5 separate regions of the Homo sapiens genome follow, and all the other regions are linked to region 3. The links are chromatin contacts, found by Hi-C or POLR2A ChIA-PET in ENCODE. All regions are on one chromosome and are shown on one strand. The core of a region is the stretch at or near the end of the contact, and the rest is flanking DNA. Distances in the headings are between cores, read along the strand shown. Region 1 holds the start of NRXN2 (neurexin 2). Region 2 holds the start of SAC3D1 (SAC3 domain containing 1). Region 3 holds the start of STIP1 (stress induced phosphoprotein 1). Region 4 holds the start of PLAAT2 (phospholipase A and acyltransferase 2). Region 5 holds the start of CAPN1-AS1 (CAPN1 antisense RNA 1).

Evidence for each region. A loop is a pair of places that touch in the nucleus more often than their neighbours do. ChIA-PET counts read pairs that join two places held with the same protein, here RNA polymerase II (POLR2A). Pooled maps may share reads with other maps.
Region 1: a loop to region 3 is called in a pooled map, with 7 times the contacts of the local background. The contact joins the promoter of NRXN2 here to the promoter of STIP1 in region 3. A Hi-C loop is called at or near these places in 1 of 37 single-sample maps with no recorded cell type and 4 of 50 pooled maps. POLR2A ChIA-PET finds 5 or more read pairs at or near these places in 1 of 52 experiments (K562).
Region 2: a map of CD8-positive, alpha-beta T cell shows a loop between it and region 3 (9-fold over the local background). The contact joins the promoter of SAC3D1 here to the promoter of STIP1 in region 3. A Hi-C loop is called at or near these places in 1 of 168 maps with a recorded cell type or tissue (CD8-positive, alpha-beta T cell) and 4 of 50 pooled maps.
Region 4: a loop to region 3 is called in a pooled map, with 7 times the contacts of the local background. The contact joins the promoter of PLAAT2 here to the promoter of STIP1 in region 3. A Hi-C loop is called at or near these places in 1 of 37 single-sample maps with no recorded cell type and 7 of 50 pooled maps. POLR2A ChIA-PET finds 5 or more read pairs at or near these places in 2 of 52 experiments (HEK293T and activated CD8-positive, alpha-beta memory T cell).
Region 5: a loop to region 3 is called in a pooled map, with 4 times the contacts of the local background. The contact joins the promoter of CAPN1-AS1 here to the promoter of STIP1 in region 3. A Hi-C loop is called at or near these places in 1 of 50 pooled maps. POLR2A ChIA-PET finds 5 or more read pairs at or near these places in 2 of 52 experiments (Panc1 and RWPE1).

Annotation. Positions count from the first base shown.
Region 1 is chr11:64,721,755-64,724,454 of GRCh38, forward strand. It overlaps NRXN2 (neurexin 2), which reads right to left and starts at 1,443. Exons shown (of 23, transcript NM_015080.4): 1 at 1,217-1,443. RefSeq lists silencers at 1,323-1,617, 1,604-1,903 and an enhancer at 2,284-2,333.
Region 2 is chr11:65,039,809-65,042,508 of GRCh38, forward strand. It overlaps SAC3D1 (SAC3 domain containing 1), which reads left to right and starts at 1,402. Exons shown (of 2, transcript NM_013299.4): 1 at 1,402-2,058. The coding sequence starts at 1,485. It overlaps SNX15 (sorting nexin 15), which reads left to right. Exons shown (of 8, transcript NM_013306.5): 8 at 1-764. ARL2-SNX15 (ARL2-SNX15 readthrough (NMD candidate)) reads left to right here. Exons shown (of 11, transcript NR_037650.2): 11 at 1-764. RefSeq lists silencers at 1,321-2,000, 2,021-2,070.
Region 3 is chr11:64,184,749-64,187,448 of GRCh38, forward strand. It overlaps STIP1 (stress induced phosphoprotein 1), which reads left to right and starts at 1,423. Exons shown (of 14, transcript NM_006819.3): 1 at 1,423-1,522. The coding sequence starts at 1,514. LOC124902686 (a long non-coding RNA gene) reads right to left here and starts at 933. Exons shown (of 2, transcript XR_007062712.1): 1 at 1-933. RefSeq lists an enhancer at 546-615 and silencers at 736-875, 1,576-1,635.
Region 4 is chr11:63,561,995-63,564,694 of GRCh38, forward strand. It overlaps PLAAT2 (phospholipase A and acyltransferase 2), which reads right to left and starts at 1,385. Exons shown (of 4, transcript NM_017878.2): 1 at 1,322-1,385. The coding sequence starts at 1,330. RefSeq lists a silencer at 2,342-2,421.
Region 5 is chr11:65,180,421-65,183,120 of GRCh38, forward strand. CAPN1-AS1 (CAPN1 antisense RNA 1) reads right to left here and starts at 1,414. Exons shown (of 2, transcript NR_145677.1): 1 at 805-1,414; 2 at 1-652. CAPN1 (calpain 1) reads left to right here and starts at 1,508. Exons shown (of 22, transcript NM_005186.4): 1 at 1,508-1,593; 2 at 2,281-2,548. The coding sequence starts at 2,282. RefSeq lists silencers at 827-1,276, 1,878-2,172 and enhancers at 1,195-1,984, 1,985-2,700.

The DNA of each region.
Region 1 (2,700 bases), core at 193-2,692, 540 kb after region 3:
ATAAGAATGAATGGAAGAGGAGAGACGCCCACCCGCCAACACATGAAAAAACAGGGCTATCTGGAAGCCCCCAGGGCAGCCAAGGGACTGGGGACCCAAGACCCACCCCCTAAAAATCTATTTCATTATTCCAGGTGGACAGCCTCCTCCTTCACCTCCAGACACCAAGAAAAAGCCCCTCCCAGCCCTTGCTAGCTCAATGAGGCATCGAATGCCCTCTCCCAAGATTCAGGAGGGGGGTGAGAGTAAAGGAGACAACAGCACCCCAAAGCCAATTGTGCCCCAAAAGCCCATCAAGGGTTCAAGGGCTCATACCCCAACCCAAAGACCCCAGGGAAGATTGCTGCTTCAGCTGGGGGAGGAGGCTGGGACATGAGAAATGGTCCCTTCCTCTTTAGGGGTGGGGGAGCAAGCCAAGGGCCCTGCAGCTTCCTCTCCCCCTGCAGCACTCTCTGACCAGAACCCTGTCACCGCCCCCAGCGCATTCCCACCCCAGCAAAGCCCCCTCCTACTGATTTCCCAGTCTCCCTGTCTCATCACCCCCAGCCTTCCCCCGCAAGCTTCCGCTCCTCTCCCTCAGACCCCATCTTTCCCAGCTCTCCACCAGCACAGACCCATCTCTGCCTGGAGCACCTTGGCACATTCCCCTCTGCTCTCTCCCAATAACCTCTTCTCCCCTTGGCTCCCATCCCCCAGGAAAGCCTGGTCCTCAGTGGGTCCCCTCAGGACGAAGCCCTTGGCCTGGCCCCTTTCCTTCCCTCTCCACTTCTCTCTCTTCTCCAGCCCCCTCTCCTCTCCTCCCACGAAGCCCAGTTTCTCGCTGGTTAGACCCTCCAGAACACAACAGCTCCTCTGGCCCGGCGCTGCTTCAAGCCTCTGGGGCTAGCACAGACTGGGGACCCCCCTTTAAGAACCCCCTCTAAGTCCTCTGGATGCCCCTCCTCTCTCCATCCCTTCCCCCAAAGACCCTTCCTCCCACCCCTCCCCATTCTCCTCAGCTCTCAGGGCCAGTGCCCCTTCCACAGGAGCCTCCGACCCCCAAGCCCCCAGCGGCTTTGCCTCCTCGCTGTCACCGGGCCAGCCCTCTCAGCGCGGCGCCCCCGCCCCCCAATTCATCCGTCCTGCCTCCCTCGCCCCCTCCGATCCGCTCCCCTCCCCCGATCGGCTCCCGCCCCCCGCCCGTCTCCGCCGCAGCGCCCCCCCCCCCCCATTTTACCTGGTTCTCGGGGCGCCAGAAGCTGGAGGGTGGGTAGCAGAGCTACAGGGCCGCCCCGTCTCCGACGGGTGGCAGAGCCAGGGCTAGCGGTGTCTGCCGCCTCGCGCCTCTCTCCCTCCCCGCCGCGTCCCCGCCCGCCCGCCCGCCCCGCCGCGGTGCCTCTCCGAGGAGGATGCTCCGCGAGTCAGGGCGGCTGCTCCCGCCGCCGCATCCCTGCAACACCGACTGACGGCAGCATCAGCACCAGTGCCCGCCCCCGAGACGCGCGCATTGGACCACGCTGCGCTGACGGGCGAGCAGCGCAGCCAATGCAAGGGCTCAGAAGCCGCCAGTCCAGCGGCTCCACAGGCCCACTCCCTCCCTCGCGCGGGACCCAGGCGTCCCGGCCCCAGCACCCGCGCTCCTCCCAGCCTCTCGAGGTTCTCGGGCGCCCGGGCCCCCAACCAGGCGGGCCCCAAACCCGGCCTCAGTGTCTTTTCCGGGAACCCAAGCACTCTCGCCCCTCGCCCCTCGCCCCTTAGTTCGGGGCCTTGGGTCCCGCACCCTCCCCCCACGGCCAGCAGGTCTTCGCGCAGCGCGGGGCTGGGACAAGCCGAAGGAGAGGCTGTGGACCCCGACTTGGGACGCCGCGAGAGCAGGGCTGATGCGGGGCCTGGGCCGCAGCGCCCTCTGCTGGCTACCCCCAGGGGCGGGCCCGGGCTTCGAGGAGCCTAGAGAAGGGGGACTCGGTGGGTCCATGGCTGCTGGGGGCTTTTTCCAGTCGGTAGCCTGGCCCCCACCTCCCACCGTCCGGAGGGCCCCTGGCTTGGAGCCCCCAGAACTGAAGAGGAAGGGGCTTTGCTGGGATAAAGACGGAGGCGGTGGGGGAAGGAAAGGCAGAGATGGGGGCGGGGTAGACCTAGGAACTTGGGGGTTTCCCAGTCCTGCCTCATGGGAATCCCAGAGTTTGAGGCCAAACTCTCAGTTCTGCCTGGAACCCTGGACCGAGGTACGAGTAGGTGTGGGGGCAGGGTTGCGCCTGCACATGCCTGGTGACTGAGGGCACCTGGCAGCAGCCCCCTTCTCTGTTCTCCTCCTCCCATCCATGAGTTTCAGTTAGAGTGGTGCTGGGGGGCGCAGGTCTCTCCTGTAAGGGTACATGCATCACTGTGCATGTGTATGAGTGTGGGGGACTGGGGGACACCCTTCACTCACTCCGCCAATAAAAGTGTACACACACTGGCACTTAGTGTGTATACCCCGAGGTTGGTCACTGGGCTGCTGAATGAGACAGTGAGAGACAGAGTGTGTGTGTGTATGTGTGCCAGACCATTCTGCCAGCTCACTCCAGGACCCTGGTTTCTGTTGCAGGGTCTGTGATCTGCACAGCTGGTGGTAGTTGGCACTTCCTTAGCCAGAGGCAACATGCAAGAACACTTACATTCAACCACCAATGCATGGACATTGGGGCACTCACAGCCATGCACACATATCTGTGAACACTG
Region 2 (2,700 bases), core at 152-2,651, 860 kb after region 3:
CCCTGGGACTCTCGCTCCTGCACTGCCAGCCCCTTCTCCTCTCCCCAGGGCCTGGCCCTACCTCCTGGTCTTGTAATTACAGGAGCCATTTCTGTAGGTAACTGGACCAAGAATGAGAAAAATAATGAATTCTTAGCTCCCTGATTACACCTGCCACCTTGGAATCAAGGACTCACACTTCTGACCCTGCCTGTCTTTTTGGGGTTTTTTTGAGTTGGAGTCTCGCTGTGTCGCCCAGACTGGAGTGCAGTGGTGGGATCGCGGCTCACTGCAACCTCCACCTCCCAGGTTCAAGCAGTTCTCCTGTCTCAGCCTCCCCAGTAGCTGAGATTGCAGGCACATGCCACCACGCCCAGCTAATATTTTGTATTTTCAGTAGGGACGGGGTTACACCATGTTGGCCAGGCTGGTCTCGAACTCCTGACCTCAAGTGATCCACCCGCCTCAGTCTCCCAAAGTGCTGAGATTACAGGCATGAGTCACTACGCCCGGCCCATGTCTGTCTGTCTTGATGTGTGAGCAGCAGCTGTGGTCATTAAACCATTAGTTTACCCCTCTAGAACTGGGGTCTGCAAACTCCCACCTGCAGCCAAATCTGGCCCACCTCCTTTTTAATGTAAGGGCTGTGAGAGTGGTTTTTACTTTTTTTAATGATTAAAAAAATCAAAATAATATTCTGTGACAATGACAGGTGAAATTTATATGTGACAAGTGAAAATTATATGAAATTTAAGAGTCCATAAATAAAATTTGTTGGAACACAACCAGGCTAATTCATTTAGTATTGTGATAGCTGCTTTCGCGCTACACTGGCAGTTGAAACAGTTGCAGAGTTGAGTCTTTGCCGCCTGCAAATCCCAAAACATTTACAACCTGGCCCTTTGCAGAAAACATTTGCTGGCCCCTGAGCTAGAAAATAGGGAGCATAGTCTCAGGGAAATAGAGGACAAGCCGATGGAGCCGGTTTATTGGGTGGAAGGGACGAAGGAGAGGAACCCAAAGCCCGGGTACTTGTCTCAGAGGCCCCAAAGCCAAATCCTGATTGCTCAGCGGGCTGGAAGGCGTGGCCTCAGCCCCGCCCCGCCCCGCCTCACCACAAAGCGGTTGGTTGCGGCAGGGACTACACCGGTGTATCATGGGAGCGGCCCGGGCTACACGTTAAAAACACTAAGGGGAGCGCGCGAAGCTGAACTTGGCGCTCGATGGGGGCCGTTAGCCGCCCTAGAGCGCGCGGAGCCGCAGAGGCGTAGCTGGACTACAACGCAGTGCATCTCGGGAGGCCAACTCGACTGGACTGGGTGAGAGGACAGAGGTGGCTCGATGGGCGGCCCGAAGGCCGGGGATCATGGCGGGAAGGCGGGCCCAGACAGGTTCAGCCCCGCCCCGACCCGCCGCTCCCCACCCCCCGGCCGGCCTCGCGTGCCTTCCCGCAGCACTGCCGTCCCCGGGATGCTGAGCGCCCACCGTCTCCCCGCAGCCCCCTCATGCCCGGCTGCGAGCTGCCCGTGGGCACCTGCCCGGACATGTGCCCGGCCGCCGAGCGCGCCCAGCGCGAAAGGGAGCACCGCCTGCACCGCTTGGAGGTGGTGCCGGGTTGCCGCCAGGACCCGCCCCGCGCGGATCCGCAGCGCGCGGTGAAGGAGTACAGCCGACCCGCCGCCGGCAAGCCCCGGCCCCCGCCCAGCCAGTTGCGTCCGCCCTCCGTGCTGCTGGCCACCGTGCGCTACCTGGCCGGTGAGGTGGCGGAGAGCGCCGACATCGCCCGCGCCGAGGTGGCCAGCTTCGTGGCAGACCGCTTGCGAGCTGTGCTCCTGGACCTGGCGCTGCAGGGAGCGGGCGACGCCGAGGCAGCTGTGGTGCTGGAGGCGGCGCTGGCCACGCTGCTGACCGTAGTGGCGCGGCTCGGGCCCGACGCGGCGCGGGGACCCGCGGACCCGGTGCTGCTGCAGGCCCAGGTGCAGGAGGGCTTCGGCTCGCTGCGGCGCTGCTACGCGCGGGGCGCCGGGCCGCACCCCCGCCAACCCGCCTTCCAGGGCCTCTTTCTGCTCTATAACCTGGGTGAGTCGGGATCCTGGCGGCTGGGCAGAGCGTGGGGACAGGAGCCCACCATGACAGTGGAGGTAGGGAAAGGAAGGATTAGCTTTAACATCTCACCATTAGCCCCCTCCCAGGACAGCACAAGATCCACCGAGCCCCGACGTGGGACCTCGGGCCCATCTCTGGGTCTTAGTTGTCTCAGGAATAAAAGTGGAGGGGGCAAGGGTGGAAAGGGAGAATTGGTCTAAATAGTGATTTTCAAACTTTTTTTTTTTTGAGTCTCGCTCTGTCGCCCAGGCTGGAGTGCAGTGGCGCGATCTCGGCTCACTGCAACCTCCGCCTCCCTGGGTCAAGCGATTCTTCTGCCTCAGCCTCCTGAGTAGCTGGGATCACAGGCGCGCGCCACCACACCCAGCTAATTTTTGTATTTAGTAGAGACGGGGGTTTCACCATGTTGGTCAGGCTGGTCTCGAACTCCTGACCTCGTGATCCGCCCACCTTGGCCTCACAAAGTGCTGGGATTACAGGCGTGAGCCACCGCGCCCGGCTGATTTTCAAACTCTTTTAACCTCCCCGCCCAGTCAGGGTTACCAAGCAAACAAGAACACATATGCCCACGAATATACCTGAGACAGAAGTTTAAGGCATTAGAGATACTTTCTA
Region 3 (2,700 bases), core at 173-2,672:
TTGCACAGGCCCTGAACCCCATCCTAAAGCCTCCAGCACTTTCAAGTGAGGGATTACCAGGTTTGCGGATCTGCTGCAACTTGGCTGCAGTGTCCAAAATGGGTGGGGCAGGTGGAATTAAAGATGAGGCTGTGGAGACAAGCTACTGGCAGAGAGGACACACTTTAAACCCTGGGAAGATATCATTACCCAGAGAGGGGGAAGGATGAGGACACTGCAGAGCCCAACATCATCGCCAGACCCGAGTCATGCGGCTCCTTTGTTCCAGGAACCAAGGCTGACCCTAGAAGCAATAGCAGCATTTTCACTCCGCAGGTGCATCTCTTCCACGCTTTGGGGTGCCTGCCCTGCCTCCGACTTCTGGGGCTGGGATTTAAGGCCCTACCAGGGCACAGCTCGCCAGCTCACAGGCGGTCAACTACTGATTCAGTTCTTCGTCTCCTTCACTCCTTTACATCGGACTCACGAGGGCTGAGGGGCAGCTCCCTTTCGTTAAGTGCTTCCCGCGTGCTCAACACCGCACGAATTCCCCTCGGCCCTACAGGACCAAACGACCGGCGCGCTGAGAAAGGGTGTGCGGTTCCACTGAGGACGCCCAAGCGGGACAGCCGGGCCCGCCGCGGTGAGATCCCCGGCCTGTCCAGCCCAAGCCCAAGCGCCCTCGCGGTCACGTGGCATTTCCGGAACATTCAGAACCTAACAGCCAGGAGGCAGGAGGGCCGGGCCGAGGCCGGAGCGCTGGACAACGCGGGTAGCTGGCGCTCGAGGGACAGGCAGCTCCCACCGGCTAGGACCCCCATCCCGATGCGCGGGCGAAGGGCTGGGGCCCTGTGCCGCTGGCGATCCCGGGGACCGCCTGGAACTCGCGGCACTCGGGAGCGAGAGGGAAAGCAACCCAGAGGCCCCGCAGCCGCCGGCGACACAGCTACAGACCCCGACTGCAGCCGGTACTCCCATATATCAGGGGCGGGGCGAAACCCGGCCTTTTGAAGGGCAGCGATTTAAACCAATCAGCGCAAAGAGTTGGCAACCCTCCGCCCAATTGGAATCGCTCTCATTCTGAAGGCGGTTCCGACATGGAGTCCGGCAGCCCAATGGGAGAGGTGGAAATTTCCAGAACGATCAGAACCAATGGGCGCGGCCAGCGCGGCTACGATTGGCAGTGCAAAAGACCAATCCGTGTCGCAGAAGTTCGCTCCTCCCTCCATTCGTGGAGCCTGAGATGGGTGGGTTTATAGAGGAGCGCCCAATCCTGAGGTGCGGGGGAGGCAGGGTTGAGGGAATTACTCCCCGCTGTCCAATGAGAAGGAAGTGGAGATGATGGGCTGGACCTCAAGCCAATAGTAGAGCAGCACAGACATTCCCCCTAGAAGAACTCGACCAGTGAGCAGGCGAGGAAGGGGCGGGAGCCGGGGTCCCGGTAGCTTCTAGTAGGTTCCAGAAGGCGGCGCGTGCGGTTGGGAACGCGGAGCGGACGGATTCGATTCAACGGGGTTCCGGACCGCGCTGCGCTATGGAGCAGGTGAAGGGGGAGGGGCGGGCTGAGGCCCCGAGCCTGCTCGGGGACCGGCGGTGGCCAGGCCGCGGTAGGGGGGCGGGGCGGGCGCCGGATCCAGGAGACCGGAGCTCGGCGCTGGGGCCGGACGGGGCGGCGGCGGGGAGGTGAGGGCCGCGGGCGGCGGGCGGGAGCGGGATCTTTAGCGAGGCCGGCCGCGGGGAGCGCCCATCGCCCCCTGGTTGGGCGAGGAGGGCCCGGCGGAGGCCACAGCTTGGGTGAGTCCGGCCGGCGGCGGGAAGAGGGGTCGCGACCGGGCCCTGAAGGCGTCCCGAGGGGGCGGCTGCGGGCCATGTTGGGGAGGGTGCGGGCCGCAGGGGGCGGGGTGGAGGTGGGCCGGGGGCCGGGGTCCGCACCCGCGAGGTAGCCCTCCGGGAGATCTCAGACGGCCGACGGAGAAACCGCTCGGGACTTAGCCACGAGGAACTTGGACGGATCCAGGGAGCGGGGACGGGGATACACTGGGAGTAGCCGAGGATCTTAGCAGCCTGGGATGCAGTTGGGGCAAATGTTACTCTTCTACATCTGAGAAGGTCAGGGTGGGAGAGCGTTGAGCGGGGGTCTGAGGAGCGACAGACCGACTCTACCTGATGCGGGAAAGGGAAGGGTGCCGCAAAAGTCCTTGGGACGAATTCCATCTCTGACAGTGTTTTACAAATGTATTGCGGCCCCTCCCCCTCTTTTTGTATGCTTGTGTGTGTGATTGTCGAGTGACCGAGGACCAACACTTCCGAAAGGTGGGTCTGAAAGATGGGTTTCTGACGACCCGGGGGTGGTTGTAGACAATTTACAGAGATCAACCGCTGGAAGTTATGGGCCTCTACTGAGCATTTGAGGGGCCGAGTTTGAAGCGGTTGCTGCTTCCTTTCAGTGACTTGGTTATGTCCTCAGTAGCTTGCGGTTATGAAAGGCCTAGAGGTTTTGTTCGATTTGAAGCTGTCATTGAGCTGTAATGATTCATCGGAAGAAAAAGGACAAAACAACCTCCAAGAAACCTCTACCAACCTCCGAGAAATCATCCTCCCGCTCGGGAGTACTACTGTCTTCGCTCCGGGCCCATAACACTTGGGGGTGACAATTCTGAAACTATACCTGGTATCTGGTTCTTACTTCAGGGCCATAAAACTAAGATCGCCCACACTCTC
Region 4 (2,700 bases), core at 135-2,634, 620 kb before region 3:
ATTCCAAAAGCTGGTAAATAAAGGAAAAGATTCAAGCATTTCCTAACTGAATTGTCCTCACGGAATGCAATTTAAAACTACAACAAACCCCAAAGCTACAAACCAATACTTGTAAGGTAGCCATATATGTATGCAAAAACAGAAAAATATTTGGAAGAATACGCACCAGGTTGTACAGAGGGGAAAGGCTGTACAGATGGGAAGGATGGTCAAAGGGGACATTAGTTTTTATGCTAATAGTTTTGGTTTTTGGCTTTTGGCTTTTTTTGAGACATGATCTCATTTTGTCACCCAGGCTGGAGTGCAGTGGCACTATCACAGCTCACTGCAGGAAGCCTCAGCCTCCCCAGCTCAAGTGATCCTCCCACCTCAGCCTCCCAAGAAGCTAGGACTATAAGCACATACCATTATCCTTGGCTAATTTTAATATTTTTTGTAGGGATGGGATCTCACTATGTTGCCCAGGCTAGAGTTTCGGTTTTTCAGACAAAGTGAATGTGTTCACGTATTTCTCCTGGAATTAAATACATTCTTTCTTTTTTAAGTCGAAGCTTTAGAGTCAGAGCCTCCTAAGTTCGAATTCCCTCTCTGACTTTTGGGCAGCCCCCTCTCTATACTTACCAGTATATCATTCCTCCTATCCATGAAGTTGGCAGTAATTATGCCTACTTCATAGGATTGCTTATTAACTACCTGGTGTGGATTAAATAAAAGAAGTGTTTAGCATGGTGTCTGGACCCCTGAGCACTTGGGAAATGTGGCTGCTATTGGGTCTAAAGGAAGAAGGAAACTAAGAAGGAATTGGAGGGAAGGAGGGAAAGTAGAGGGACTGGCCCTGCCTGGAGGCGAGGGAGACAGAGCCCTTTCTGACAGCCCCCATTGCCACCCACACAGCTGGAGCCCTTTCCCTGGACCCTCCCTCCCCAGCTAATCCCTCCCACTGAGGATGATGTGACAGAGGAGGCGGCCTGTGGGGTAAACCAAGGGCTGCTCTCCCTGAGCCCACCATTCCTGCCTTCAGGAGGCTTAGCAGAGCCACTGGTAGTTTGGCCAGAGGAGGGCTTGGAAAAGCATAAACGCAAACTTTGGCCACAGTAGAACCAGACCCCATGCGGCAGCTGAGGCTGGGGAGCCTCCAGGGTCATAACCCAGCACCGTGGTTCCTTCCCACAGTGTCTGAGAGAGCCAGACCCCCAGAACTCAGCATGTGCCCATGTGCCCTCCATGCCAGAGCTGTAGACCAACAAGAATACACATAATCATCACTAATAGGGTGGTTGTTCCTCAAATCAAAGCTTTAAAACCGTTTCTGGGGACTTACCAAAGCCATCCTTCCTTCAAGATGATGTCTTGTGTGTTGCTGACTCTGTGTCCAGCCTTAAATTAGCTCTGAGTTTCACTTTCCCTGTGACCCAGCCCATATACAACTATTTCAGAACATAGGCTGGGTGCGGTGGCTCACACCTGTAATCCCAGCACTTTGAGAGGCTGAGGCGGGAGGATCACAAGGTCAGGAGATCGAGACCATCCTGACTAACACGGTGAAACCCCGTCTCTCCTAAAAAATAGAAAAAATTAGCTGGGCATGGTGGTGGGCACCTGTAGTCCCAGCTACTCCAGAGGCCGAGGCAGGAAATGGCGTCAACCCAGTAGGCAGACCTTGCAGCGAGCAGAGGTCGTGCCACTGCACTCTAGCCTGGGCGGCAGGGCGAGACTCAGTCAAAAAAAAAAAAAAAAAAAAAACAGAACATAGATCAAGGTTCATGTAAAATTTTCCCTGTCTTCAAACAGGGGCAGAGCACATATCAAGTAGGCAAGGCGGCATGAAAATCAGCCAGACAGAAGAGGAATCAGAGCTCAGGATATAGATTGAGAAGGACTTAGTGGCAGTGTGGTCAGGGGCACAGCTGACAATCACCAAGTTTCAGGTGGAACAAGCAAGATCCAGTGGTTGTGGGGGCAAGGGAGGATATAGAGACAGAGACCATGGGGGAAAATTTCAAAAAGGAGAGAGGAGCCCCAGAGAGACTGAGATTCATGCCTCCAAATTGGGAATGATGGTTGCCGGGACAGGCAAACATTTCCACCAACCTCAAACCCCATGGCCCTAGAAAAATCGTATTATTGGAGGCACATTCCTCTACCCTGGAAACAGAGTGAGCCTGCTTGGACAGCAGTATAGAAACCACTCCCCTTTCTGCCTCTCACCCACAGTTCAGAAACACTCATTCCACACCAAATGGAAACCAAAACCCAGTACTGGGTGTGTAGAGGTTGCTTCTTTGAGGCACCTGCATGCTTATCTCACCCAAGCTCCAAATAAGTATCTCTTCTGTCATCTACATATAGTTGTCCGGTCCTGAGCAAACTGGACAGGAAGGGGTGGGTGGGGCTGGGGGGAGCTGAGCATCCTCACTGTGGGGCATGGGGGCGAGGACCAATAACTTACCCTCTTCAGGCTATAAACAAACAAACAAACAAAGAGCTTTAGTGTGGGGATGCAGATGGACTGGAGCCAGAACTGGAAAACTCTTTGGGAGCCACAGCAGTTCTGCATGACCAGCTACTCCCTCAGCTCACGTGGTCATGTGGTCTTGCTCCCATGGAGACGGCCTCTCTCAGCACCTCCACTCCATTCTCCTCTGAGTTGCAGTGGGACAATCTTCAAAGTATTCCTTCTGGAGGGAGACAGTAGGGTTG
Region 5 (2,700 bases), core at 164-2,663, 1.0 Mb after region 3:
TTGTCTCCATTTTTAAAAAAAAAAGTTTTATGGTTTGGCCATTTATATTTAGGTGTGTAATCCAGTTTGAGTTAAATTTTGATGGTGTATCCTAAATAGTTATCAAATCCATCTACTTCTGCCTGCCACCTCTCTAGTTTAAACCACCCTTCTCTGTCCCTGGACACCTGCGCAGAAAGCCTAGGAGCTGGTTCCACCCATCACTCACCAGGTTAGGTATTTCAGGCAAGTCACACCCTCTCAGGCCTCAGTTTTCCTCTTTTGTTAACTGAGGGTGAAAGTGGGGTTAGATTAGATCAGCGGCTCTTAACTTTTGAGGGGTCGTGGGCCCTAGAGTCCTGGGAACGCTATGCAGTTTCCTCAGCAAAATGCTTGCATCCACAACATGCAAGACTGCAGCAGCTGCTGGGCTGGGGCTGCGAGACCAGCGAAAAGCCCTGACTTGGGGGGGTCTCGGGAGTCTCTGCAGTCTCCCCACCCACACCCCCGGCCTCCGCGCCGAATCCTGGCCCCCCAACTTCTTGCAGCCCGTGAAGCAGGATCTCAGGGTCCTGGGGGTGGGGAGAGGGGGCTGCCGTCCTGCTCGCAGCCTCTGCCGCCCTCTCCTGGGTAAGGTGACACATGGGCGCTTCCAGGTGGGTGGGCTGAGAGCCTGGGGGAGAGAACAGGGATGTCCACCTCTCTAAGTTTCCAGGTTCAAGAAACCCCAGAACGTTAGAGAAAGATGGGCTCCCACAATTGCCCAACCCCATCCCATAGGATGCACGCATGCGGAAAGTCGGGCCGAACGGGGCAGGGACTTACCCAAGGTCACGCAGCGAGCCCGGTCCCCCTGCGTTCCCCGGGGAGCGCTGAGCCGGGACGCGGCGGTGGGGTGGGGAAGGGGAGTGGCGCGGCCCTGCGGGGTGAGGCTGCCGTTTGCTGAGTGTCCGGCAGGGGTCTGCTCGCTGCCAGCCCGGCCCCTCCTCAGAGCAGCTGCCGCAGCCCGAGGTAATCTCGGCCCCGCGCCGGGGCTGGCTGGGAACGGCGGGAGCAGCTGCGGTCGCGCGGAGCGAGGGGAGCTGGGGACCGGGCGGGCCCGGGGCTGCGGGAGGCGGCGCCGCCGCACAATCGCCCCGGAATGCCCGCCAGGGCGCGCGTGGGGTGCGGCCGTCCGGCCCTGCAACTCGAGCTGCTGCCCCTGGTTAAAAATACCCCCTGCCCGGCCCTCCCCCTCCGTTCCCCGCGGTGCCCTTCCGCCGCGCCCCAGCCCCCCCATCCCCCCCCGCGCTGGCCCCTCCCCGGGGACTGCTCTGCCTTTTACTAATTTGTCCTCTCGCGGAATTGGCCCCCGGCCTGCGGAGGGAGGGGCGGGGAGACACCGTGAGTAAGAGATAGTCAGAGACCGTGCCGGAGAGATAAGGGAGAGCCGAGAGGAAGCGGGGTAGGAGCCCCAGGAGGAGGAGGAGGAGAAGGAGAGAGGGAGGGCGGAGGGCGGAGGGGCGGCGGGAGGAGGGCGGGGAGGAGCGCTCTTCCTGGTTGGGCCCTGCCCTGAGCTGCCACCGGGAAGCCAGCCTCAGGGACTGCAGCGACCCCCAAACACCCCTCCCCCAGGTAAGAAGCTGGGTAGCCGAGCCGGGATTCCTTGACCCTGGCCACTGCTCCTGGGCTGAGGGGCTGCCCCAGCACGGTCCCTTCTCGGGGGCCTCTGCGTTCCTGGAGCAGGGGTGGGGGCTGGCGGAGCGGCACAGCCCAGGCGCCTGTCCCAGCCTGGCTCACCGCTGTCCCCAGGGGCTGGGCTAGGGCCCACCAGCTCTGATATCGAGCCTGCTGCGGGGGCCTGAGGAGGGGGACCCCGACCGTCTGGGGTTTTCAGCCCACGGCAAGGGGCCGGTGCACCAGGAGCTTGGTTAGTTTGGGGAGGGGGTTGCAGGCCTGTGAACAGGATCAAAGAGGCCTTCCCTGCTGTGTCCCACCTGCCCAGTTCCTTGTGCTGTCTGGAGGCTCCGCCCTGCCCCACCTGACCTGCTGGCTCACTACAGAGCTGCAAGCCCCTGACAATGGGATCCGGGAAAGGAGAGGTGGCCGGCACGCCTGGGAACTGGGAAATCCCTTTCCTGGATTCACTGGGAGCACCGGGAGGTGGCTGAGAACCCTACTTCTGTGAGGGGAGCAGTGAGGCAGGGAAACCCTAGGTTTGGGGATGGATAAGCAGGGGCAGGAGAGCAGAGCTTGCAGGCAGGAGCCCAGGTTCTAGTCTTGGGAAGGCCTGGGTTCTGAGCAGGCCCATCTGTCCGGCAGGATGTCGGAGGAGATCATCACGCCGGTGTACTGCACTGGGGTGTCAGCCCAAGTGCAGAAGCAGCGGGCCAGGGAGCTGGGCCTGGGCCGCCATGAGAATGCCATCAAGTACCTGGGCCAGGATTATGAGCAGCTGCGGGTGCGATGCCTGCAGAGTGGGACCCTCTTCCGTGATGAGGCCTTCCCCCCGGTACCCCAGAGCCTGGGTTACAAGGACCTGGGTCCCAATTCCTCCAAGACCTATGGCATCAAGTGGAAGCGTCCCACGGTGAGAGGGGCCATCCTGGGTGGGACTCGGCTAAGCCAGATCCTGGATGAGGAGTAGGGATGGGACTCCATGTCCCTGGTGGGGAATGGGGTCTGGGGTGGCCTGGTGCCAATTTCTGGGAGGGGCTGGCCGAGGAACAGGACTCTGGGTCT